Regions from separate parts of the Homo sapiens genome. Here region 2 is linked to region 1. The links are chromatin loops, found by intact Hi-C in ENCODE. Cell type or tissue: psoas muscle. All regions are shown on one strand. Each heading gives the region's core, and the rest is flanking DNA. Links, peaks and the distances in the headings are about the cores only. Region 1 overlaps SVIL (supervillin). Region 2 overlaps SVIL (supervillin).

Region 1 (5,377 bases), core at 150-5,149:
CACTTAATACACCCAACCTACCTTAGATATGCTCAGAACACTCACATTAGCTTGGATTTGGACAAAACCATCTGGCCATGCAGCACACTATGGAGATGGGTCGTTCCCCTCATGGTTGTATGGCTGGTGGCGATCTGGGAGCGGCGGCTCACTGCCTCTGCGAGCATCGCAGGGGAGCATCGCACCACACACCACCGGCCCAGGAGAAGAACAGAATTCACAATTCCAAGCACAGGCTCTCCTGAATGCCTATCACTTCCACAACATCTTAAAGTCAATAAATCTTACATTGAACCATTTTAAGTCGGAGACTGTCTATATACTCAGACTTTGAGTATTCACCACCCTGGTGGTAGTCCTTTGGTTTTTGGCTGGTTTCATATTTCAGGTGTAATAAGCAAATGGAGCCCAGTAAGTCCCCTGTGTCTGTGTGGGATTTCCATTTTATAAATGCTGAGCCAACATTCTTACACAAGCCCTTGATGGAGTTTGACGGTGATATTGATCAAATTTTATTCTTGTCAGTTAAGGTCATGTTCGAAAAGTTGTATTGCACTTCTTTTACAAAGCCCTCTGTTATACAGAAAGCATTCAGCCTAAACATAACCCTGTGAAGGCGGCAGATTCGTTATAGGAACTTGATGTCATTTCCAACAGCAGGCGTCTGCTGGCCCCTCTTGCCCTCTGCACACTGGACTGAGTTGCACTGCCTTCGTTCCTGGCTGCAGGCGATGCGCCAAACTCTTCCCATCAAATAAAAGTTGATGAATTGGACCCTTTATATTTGGAAATGAAATGACTTTACATACATCTTAACTTTTTATTTGCTGTGGGCAAAATTGATGTGATGCAGAGGATGGGGAGGTGGGGTGATAGTTTTAGGAGTAGCAAGGCTGAAGGATCTTACTGGAGAAACAGATCAGTCCAAGCCTAGACCGAGATAGAGGTCAGTGGTTACAGCAAGACGTACAATAGCGGTGCCAGGTACCTGCCTGTCCCCTCCAACCAAAACTCAAACCAAAATGATTTTAGAAAATTAAGTTGATTATAACTTTTATTTTCTTTTAGAAATTTCTTTTTGAGCTGCAATGTGTTTCCAGCCTGGTGTTGAAAAATTCTTGCAGATAGGCTCATAAAGTTTTGAGCTGGTAAACATTGTAACTAGCCTGTAGAATTTCCTTTTTTTCTTTCTACATTGTAAGAGGAGACAGGGCAGTAATCTGAGTGTTCCTCCTTTGACTTGCTTTATGTTGTTAAAACAAGGTTGTCCTTACCCATGATGTTTCTCTAAAATACCTTCAGCCTGGTATAATTACTCGTTCATATTCTGCTTGGCATCATACTCAGTCGTGTGTTGAGGAATGAATGTGTGGACTATATATTACCTAGCCTACCTGCGGTTTAAGGTTTTTAATGGCTATGTTGATTTATGATTCATTTTCGTCGTTCCTTAGCTCATTACTTGCACTTACTAGGAGCTCAATAAATATCAGCAGAATGGACCTGAATTAGTACTTGTAACTCTTGTGTTGGTCACATTATTCAGTGATAATTTTAAAAGGAAAATGTGTAATAGCAACTAAAAATGTGATCCCATTGACTTATTTTATTTTATTTTTATTTATTTTAATTATCTTCTTTATTTGAAATGTGTTGTTTTACATAGATGCTATTTTTATATTAGGCTATTTACCAACGTGCCACTGCAAAACTTATGGAAATTAAATTACCTTTTACTTTTAGTCAGCTGCTTACAAGAGAATTGCCTGGTATTTGTGGGCAGAGTGTGACTATAATAGACTCCGTTCTTTTTTTTTTTTTTTTTTTTGTGACAGAGTCGTGCTGTTATCGCCCGGGCTGGAGTGCAGTGGCATGATCTCGGCTCACTGCAACCTCCACCTCCCAGGTTCCAGCAACTCTCCTGCCTCAGCTTCCCGAGTAGCTGGAATTACTGGTGCCCACTACCACACCCGGCTAATTTTTTGTATTTTTAGTAGAGATGGGGTTTCACCATGTTGGCCAGGCTGGTCTTGGACTCCTAACCTCAGGTGATCCACCCACCCCGGCCTCCCAAAGTGCTGGGATTACAGGCGTGAGCCACTGCACCCGGCCAACAGACTCCTTTCTAATAATTTAAAATTACTTGGGAAAACACATGATTTGATGGCCTTAGATACATTTATTTTTACCTCTTGATTTTAGTAGTGAGCCACATGTCCTGGAAACTCCATGAAGTGAATATGAACTCTATAGCAAAATGTGCTTATACATTTTCAAAAGACAGAATTATTCTTTTTTTCCCTATAATATTCCTGTTTGTTTATTTTTTTAAGTTTTAATTTAGGTTCAGGGGTACATGTGCAGATTTGTTATGTAGGTAAATTGTCACAAGGCTTTGGTGTATTAAATATTTTGTCACCCAGGTAATAAGCACAGCAGCCCACAGGTTGTGTTTCCATCCCCGCCCTCCTGCCTCTCTCCTCCCTCAAGTGGGCCCTCATGTCTGCTGCTCCCTCTTTGTGACCATGTGTACTCCATGTTTAACTCCCACTTATAAGTGAGGATTATTCTTAATAAAAATCAGCCTTTAGGTTTTAAGTTATGGTAAAGTCTGTGTATATGTTGACGTTTTAATAGAGATTATCTGGTTTTGTTTTTTGTACACAATAGTACAGGGAAACCCAAACATGAGTGGTTTCTCCAGAAAGATTCCGAAGGGGACACACCTTCACTTATCAACTGGCCTTCCAGGTACCCGCACGCCGGCCCTCTGGGGCTTGTGTGCATGAGTGTTGCTTCCTCCTGCCTGACCACACATCAGCTAACACCCACTCTCCTCTTGCCTTCTTTAATACCAGTGCACTTGAAAATCACGTGGAAGTTACTTTCTAATCATTTGCTTTTCCCCTCCACATGCCCTAATCCATGCTAATAGTATCTCTCCTTCCCCCTCTTTTTCAATCTTTGTCAATCTTTCTTGATTGACAAACCTTTTACTTGACCTTTTGCTTTTCCCTTCTCACCAACTCACATAGGACTGGCCAGTGAGGGGCAGTAGTGAGCACCCAGCCAGGCCCTGGGCTCCTTTCCATAGCTGGACTCGCTAGCCGGCGTCCCATCTGCTCAGCTTCCCACTGCTCCCAGCCCTTCCAGCCTCCTTGCTTTCATATCTCCTCATCTCTAAACCAGTAGTTAATTTTCAACAGTTAAATTTAGGGCATGTGGTTTTAAAAGCAAACAAAACCCCCTATCATTTCATTTTTAAGACTGGGGGCAGGGAGAGGCGGAAGGAGTCAGAATGAGTAAGTCATGGAAGGACAAAGCTCCACACACAGAGTTTCTGACAGTCACTTTGTTCTTGGCTGAGGACAACATTCAGATTGTCTCTGATCAGGAGCACGCATTCCACAGGAGAACTGGAACCGCGCTTCAGTCTCCTTTTGATTAACAAACGTTTTAAGTATGAAAACCTCCAACACTGGCTCATCTCTGGGAAAAATAACAACTAAGAATGTTTTCTTTCCCTGAGTTGTTCATAGTTACCACCTCTATGTGCGTCTGTGTGGATTGTCCTTTAATGACACATATATAGATACACTGCCTCGTACGTTAAAAAAAATATATAGGAGTTTTTATCAAATTTAGCAGGGTGCACTTGTCATTAAATAAACTATTCTTTTCCATACAGTGCACATCATAAATAATTACTTTTGCCAATTAAGCTTAAGTAAACAGTCTAAATTCCTCTCCCCGCAAGAAATCCCTTTTCCCACTCCAAAAGCCCTCTTTGCTTTTTAAAGCTGAGCCCTAATCAGTTTTCCATTCTCAAGTAGTTGGAATTGTGTCTCCTTTCCCACTACATGGTACTTCAAAAACCAAAAATAAGAACTAGATAACACTATTAAACATTTACTCTTTGCTAAGCACTAAGCCACGTGCTTTGCAAATATCACATTACATTATGTCACTATTATTTCCATTTAAAAGGTAAAGCAACTGAGGCTTACTAAGGGCAGGTGAGTTGCCCAACACTACACAGCTCAACCTGACTGAGCCAGGATCTGAGCAGAGGTCTCTTCCAACCCCACAGCCAGAGCTCTTGGTTTCTTTGTTTTGCAGTAATGGAAAAAGGTCTGTAGCTTTTGAAAAGGATGTCAGTTTTGCTCTCAGATATTTGAATAACTTTAGAAACAACTGGAGCAATCTCTCTTTATTTTTATTTTATTTTTGTTTTTTAGGGACAGAGCCTCTCTCTGTTGCCTATGCTGGAGTGTAGCTGTACAATCATAGCTCACTGCAGCCTCAAACTCCTGGATTCAAGTGGGCCTCCTGCCTCAGCCTCCTAAGTAGCTGGGACTACAGGCACACGCCACTGCACCTAGATATTGTTTTTTACTTTTGTAGAGACAAGATCTCACTATGTTGCCCAAACTGGTCTCAAACTCCTGGCCTCAAATGATCCTCCTGCCCAGGCCTCCCAAAAGGTTGTGATCACAGGCATGAGCCCCAGGGCCCGGCCTCTCTTTTGGGATTCATTTTTAACTAAGAGCATAACAGCAGGACAGGGGGATGGTGGTGGGAAATGTTCACTTCATTAGTTCTGTCAGCAACTATCTTTTCTCTAACATTCTTTTGGTGCTAGAATTATTCATAATGATGCCCAGACTGGCCACATGCCTTCTGAATGAATGAATATACTCTGCATTGCATGAAAAAGCTTGTGAATGTCTAGTTGAGTGCTTTAAAAGAGAGGTGATTGTTGTATCTTGAACTAAATAAAAAGCATAAATAATCGTGAGTGCTCTTACATTTTCAGACGACAATGAAATTACAGCGTTTGGTCAATAGGTGTCTGTATGCCAGGAACCTTCCCCCACAGTCCGTGTTCTGGGCGTGTACATGAGGAAAGCTTACTGATTCAAGGGACCAGGCTCATTATGCCCTAATGCATGCTGGTGGTGGATATTAACGCATTTTTCTGTGGCTTCTGGGTATTTATTTAGTCAGAAGGGACCCATTCTCCCCCAGGATAGCATCTGACCCCTGCCAGCTTTTACAGGGGTAGAGTTAGTTTTGCACCTCCTGGGCATACATATGCAAATTGGAAACTCAACTCAGGATCATCTGACAAGTAGTTGACATTAGACACCAAAATGCTTTTTCACAAGTTATTCTCTCTCAGGTCAGTTTCCATTCACTGGTAATCTGTGATCTACGCATGCTTTCCTCCTGTGAGGCCGTTACTGCACTTTGCAACTTAAATCCTTTTTCTTTCTTAAAGAGTTAAAGTTAGAGAAAAATTGGTGAAAGAGGAAAGTGCTCGAAACAGCCCTGAACTCGCCTCAGAGTCCGTAACTCAGAGGAGACACCAGCCAGC
Region 2 (5,377 bases), core at 71-5,070, 50 kb before region 1:
GTTTGGGTTTGAGGACTTCAGTATTTTAAGGACAAGGAATAAAAGGGGGGGTGGGGGAGGTAGGAAGTGAGGCAAGTGGTCACATTCTTGTGAGGCTCTGATGAGCATTCTGTGAATCTACATTTTACATGTGAAAACAAAGGAGGGGGAAGTCAGTTACGCATTTATCTCTTGCACAGTAAATCTACATTTTACATAAGGTACCCTAAGCCTGTGAGGTCACAGCTATCTTTCTGGGGACAAAAGGCAGGCAGCTTTTGTGTGACTCGGTTCCTAAGCTTCACTTTCCGTTTGGCATAGTGAGTTTGGGGTTCCCAAGGTTCTATTTTCCTTTCACGCTCTGTCAGAGAATTTCCTAGGGACTATTTTGGTTTGGTAAATGCTGAATTAGTGTAAATTAAAAATCAATCGCTATTTACATCCCCAACATAATGGCCCTTAATAGGCAACCATTTTTCATGAGTCTTGTTTCAGACATCCCAGACTCCATTTCCCAGAGAAGCAGAGAATGAATGGGTGCTGTATGTTCACTGCTGGGTGTCCAAGAAACTGCACAGGAAGTGTCTTAACGTGAAGAGAGTCCGCACTGGACACCGGCACAAAGGGCAGAGTGAAGGGACGAAGTGTCAGATGCGTCTCTGCCACCAGCACACGTTTCAGCGGTGCTAGATTTGACTAGGCACAGGACTCTAAACTGGTGGTTTGCTGACTATTAACCTCCACGGTATTGCTATCTCATGCTCCTTGACCCCTTCCTAATTTTGCTGTGGTTCGGCAGCTCCAGTCCACTGTTGAAATGCTGGTAGATTTCAAAACTCCGTTGGGACATATTAAATTCTGGTGAGCCAGTGGGTGGGATGCCTTCTGAATGACAAAGGGGCCCCGTGGCTAAAAGCTGAAGGAAATTCATGCAATGATGAATGTGCTGCAATTAATCACCAGAGATCTGTTCTTTTCCTTGTATGCGTAGTACAGTGCAGGGGCCAGGGTGGGGGAGAGTCTCTGAGTCCAGATCTTCATAGAATTAAAAATAATGAATATTTGTAATCAGGCATCGCTTGACCAACAACTCCGCCTCCTTAGCTGGAAATACAGACGTCCACTTTTCGCTGGTGTGTAATCATTTTCTGGAATGCTAAGAATTGTTCCCCTGACCTATGGCTTCTTTTTAAGCATCCGGGATATGCAGTCAATTTGCAGGTTGCTGTTTTGAAGTCAGGGAGTCTCGGAGATTGAATATATGCCACCTAAGTTCCTGCAAGATGGACTTTCTGGGAGTCCTCTGATGAGGTTGGGAGAAGGCAAAGAGGAGACGTTTCCATGTAAAGGCTGAGCAAGCTCCAGGCCACTGCAGAAGTTCAGCTTTCTTCAGCTCTGTAAGCTGGACCCTGTGGCTGGAGTCTGGCCAACTGCAGGGACAAGTTTCTATTATTATGTAAATGGAGTCCCAGTGCGGCCTTGGAAGAGTTTTTGGCACAGGGTAACCCTTTGTCTGCCAAAAGGTAGCCTCTCCCTTTGCTTCAAGCCCAGAGCGTGCATTGTGCAGTGGTGACCTGTAAGCCACCCGTCAACCTGCAGATTGCCTTATTAGGCAGACTGCGGAGGCTGGTGGCTGGGGACTGGCTGGCAGAGGCGGTGGCAGTGAGCTTGTGTCCTGTACGAAGCCGGAGAACCCGAGCCCCGGAGACGTGGCCTAGTACTGTTCTATTAATGATAGTGCTCTGTGATGACAGGAATATGCACTCTCCTTGGCAGGCATACTTTATGGGTTGGTTGGAGAACAGGAGGTTTGCAGGGGGAGGTGACTGTCCGAAGGACAGAATGGTACGAGGCTTTCTTCACTGCGTAGCTTGTGTGTTCAGTTCTGTATCAGGGCTTATTCTACGGAGTATGGACTTTATCGGGAAAATTTGTTTTTAACTTTTAAGTTCAAGAGTACATGTGCAGATTTGTTATATAGGTAAACATGTGTTATGGGGGTTTGTTGTAGAGATTATTTCATCACCCAGGTACTAAGCTTAGTACCCATTAGTTATTTTTCATAATCTTCTCCCTCCTCCCACCCTCCACCCTGCGAAAGGCCCCAGTGTGTGTTGTTCCCTTCTATGTGTCCATGTGTTCTCATCATTTAGCTTCCACTTATAAGTGAGAACAAGTAGTATTTGGTTTTTCTGTTCCTACGTTAGTTTTCCAAGGATGGTAGCCTCCTGCTTCATCCATGTCCCTGCAGAGGACATAGTTTCGTTCTTTTTTATGGCTGCGTAGTATTCCATATTAGGAAATGTGGAATGTTTTCCTTTTAATGCAAGATGTTTTGTGGACTCTCAGAATCTTGTTTATGTTTTATAGTAAACTTTTTTGAATGGTGAGGTCATGTGTATAGTAGGGAGGAAATATAACTAGATAGTCAGGTGGTACAATGGAAATGGCAGAGTTTTAGGAGCCAAGGGACCTGCGTTCCACGGCTGCCACAAGTGAGCTAAGTGGAATAAGTCACTTGCATTAGGGAGGTGATTTCCCCAAGGACAGAATGGTATAGCTCATGTATCTAGGGCTTAGTGGGCAATCACTAGTGATCACTAGTGAATCTGTGATCACTATACATTATACATATCCAAACATCACTCCGTACCCCATAAATATGTACATTTATTATTTGTCAATTAAAAACTAAAATAAAAATGTAGAGTAGACTGAATGCACTCAATAACCTCTCCATCGTACATTTCTCTCCTCAAATTGCATTAACCAGCCTCCCCTCTCCTTTTTGTTCTCTTCAGTAAAGCTGTTTAATGAGTGTGTGTGGTTAATAGCCACAGCCGAGCATCCACGGGGACCGTTTTCCCAACGGAACCTGTAAGGCTGAATCCATCTTTTCTCGTTTGAGTTTCTTCCAAACTTGCTGCAGTAGCTGAAAGTTAGTGAAGACGGCACTTTCCTGCACTGAAATGCTCGTTCAGATGCCTCAGGTTCTATGGGTTATGGCTCATGGACCAAAGCTGCACATGAGGCAAACGAACACCTGGAGGAGCCTGCGTTCAGGATGGGGCAGTGACCGCGCTCAGAGCGCTCTGGCTCACATCCCTTGTCTAAGCGGCTTCTCATTCATTGAGCTGAGGCGTCGGACACCTGCCGGGAAGACAGACGCGAACCGCGGCTCACTCTGACTCCTGACTGCTCCGGACCCCGGCTTCAGTTCTCCCCTCCCTCCAGAGATCTTGGGGCACCAGGGCTCATAAGCTGCTGCATGAGAACAGGGACGCTCTTACTGCTGGAGTCAGATTCAGAGTGTGTGTGTGTGTGTATTTTTAGCACAGTTGGGAGATGACATCTGAGATGCTGCTGGCTCAGCTCTGCTGGTGTCTCTTTTGAGCATGGAGCGGTGTCCTCGTTGTCTTCTTTTCATTGCTTATATCTGCTGCTTGCTGTTCAGGGAAAGCACAAATTCACTTTCTCCTCTTGTTAAAAAAATAGTTTGGCGGGCGTGGTGGCTCATGCCTATAATCCCAGCATGTTAGGAGAATGAGGTGGAAGGATTCTTGAGGCCAGGAATTCAAGGCCAGCCTGGGCAACATAGTGAGGCCACTGTCTCTATAAGGAATAGGCTGGGCATGGTGACACACTCCTGTAATATCTGCACTTTGTGGGGCCAAGGCAGGTAGATCACTTGAGCCCAGGAATTCAAGACCAACCTGGGCAACATGGCAAAACTCTGTCTCTACAAAAATTAGCCAGGTGTGGTGGCACACACCTGTGGTCCCAGCTGAGGTGGGAGGGTCACTGGAGCTCAGGAGATCAAAGTTGCAATGTGCCATGATCATGCCATTGCACTCCAGCCTGGCCAACAGAGGGAGAACCTGTCTCAAAAAAAAAAAAAAGGAAGAAGAATAAAAATATTAGCTGAGCATGGTGATGTGCACCTATAGTCCCAGCTACTTGGGAGGCTGAGGTGGGAGAGGACTGCTCAAACCCGAAGTCGAGGCTTCAGTGAGCTGTGATTGCAGCACTGCACTCTCTAGCCTGGGTGATGGAGCAAGACCCTGTCTATTTCTTTAATGTATTTTCTCACCACCTGAAGACCAAGCAGCATGATGTATCCCAGCTTGATGTCTGGGTGTGACAAGTATCTGAATTTTCTTTTTCCACTTGGGCTACAGGGATGGCTCTGATGCTTCTTCACGGGCTGTCCACGGCCTCCCTTCCCACCTCAGAATGCCCTGGCTGGGCCCACAGCACGTTCCGTCTGAATGTGGGTGGCTGTCTTGCCGAACCCGTGTCGACTCCATGGGAAGGCCGCAGGTTAAAGAGGCCGAAGAGGAGACCCAGAGCCAGTGAACGAGGCACGGGGTTCTGTTGTGGGCTTGCATACAGGGGAGAGAGTCCAGTGGCAGCGGGCTGAGTGGGAGAACCACAACCGCTTTCAAAAGGCATGCAGTTTATATAGCAATAGCATGTCCACTTGGCACCTCCCCGACAATCTCCACCTGGCAGCCTTCACATACCCCAAAACAAACAGTCCAGACCCCCTGTGCATGCAGTGGTGGCAGCAGGGCAGGGAAGCTGCTCAGATGTTCCTCATAGATAAGGAACGAATCTCCAGTTGGCCTCTCCTGGATTCCTTAGCTTGGAACCCTGAACCCCATGCAGGTGCCGCTGCCATACAGGGCCATTCTCAGGGTGTGCCTAAGTGATTGCTGTCAGGCGCATTTACCATGCAGAGGGATGGGACCATTTAAGCCCACGCCCCGGTTAGGCCTCTTCCCAGTTCCAGCTCCCACACTGTCCGCTCTTCTTCCTGGCACGGAGGTGAGGGCCCATGGCCTCCCTGTTCACCTATTGCCATCATCTCCTCCACAAGTAAGCTCTCCAGTCTCGTCCTCCAGGAAGCCTTCCTTCGTCACACTCACCCCATCTGATTATGCTGTTTCCCTGTTTCTTCCCAGGCTTTATATCATCGGTGGCTTGTATTCATGGTTTTCTAATTCTGTGGGCGTATCCTAATCACCTGTGGTGGGAGGACTTTCATTTTAAACAAATACCGCAAGTGGTCTGAGGGCCACCCAAGTTTGATATCCTTTGCTTAATCAGATGTTACACCCACGCATAAACGTGTCTTGAGTCATTTCAACAGACAGTGTGGAATGTGCCTTTGATTTATTTTGTGTCATGACCTCCCCAAGGCACCTGCACTGTGAGCACGGGATCTGCTTTCCTGGTGCAATAATATGACCATGAAGAAAGCCAATCATGAAAGTGTGAAATATCACAAACACGCCCTCCCCTACCCCGCATCAATCAGCAAGGGGCTGGGGACCTGTTCTGAAAGACTGGTAGGTCTTGGGTACCAGTTAATACAACCCATGGAGGCCGGGTGCAG

What was found. Hi-C counts contacts between places; a loop is a spot of excess contacts. Peaks named below come from ENCODE experiments on the same cell type or tissue, not always from the same donor. Only the 100,000 strongest peaks of a DNase experiment are listed, where the experiment ranks them.
Region 2: it touches region 1 in a loop (2.5-fold over the local background); 25 of 110 quality-filtered maps call a loop at or near these places.

The regions. Positions count from the first base shown.
Region 1 is chr10:29,533,363-29,538,739 of GRCh38, reverse strand. SVIL (supervillin) reads left to right here. Exons shown (of 38, transcript NM_021738.3): 7 at 2,671-2,751; 8 at 5,282-5,377. Among named protein-coding and RNA genes, the nearest start is that of MIR604, 9.0 kb to the left of the region's middle. RefSeq lists enhancers at 1-128, 129-630. In psoas muscle, for the core only: CTCF peaks have their summits at 2,862 and 3,062; a DNase peak (open chromatin) is centred at 3,079; H3K4me3 peaks cover 1,925 bases; H3K27ac peaks cover 4,763 bases.
Region 2 is chr10:29,583,588-29,588,964 of GRCh38, reverse strand. All of the region lies in intron 1 of SVIL (supervillin), which reads left to right. Among named protein-coding and RNA genes, the nearest start is that of MIR938, 16 kb to the left of the region's middle. RefSeq lists enhancers at 2,655-3,155, 3,156-3,656, 3,934-4,433, 4,434-4,935. In psoas muscle, for the core only: no CTCF peak of the experiment used is centred there; DNase peaks (open chromatin) are centred at 1,644, 3,184 and 4,272; H3K4me3 peaks cover 2,964 bases; H3K27ac peaks cover 4,898 bases.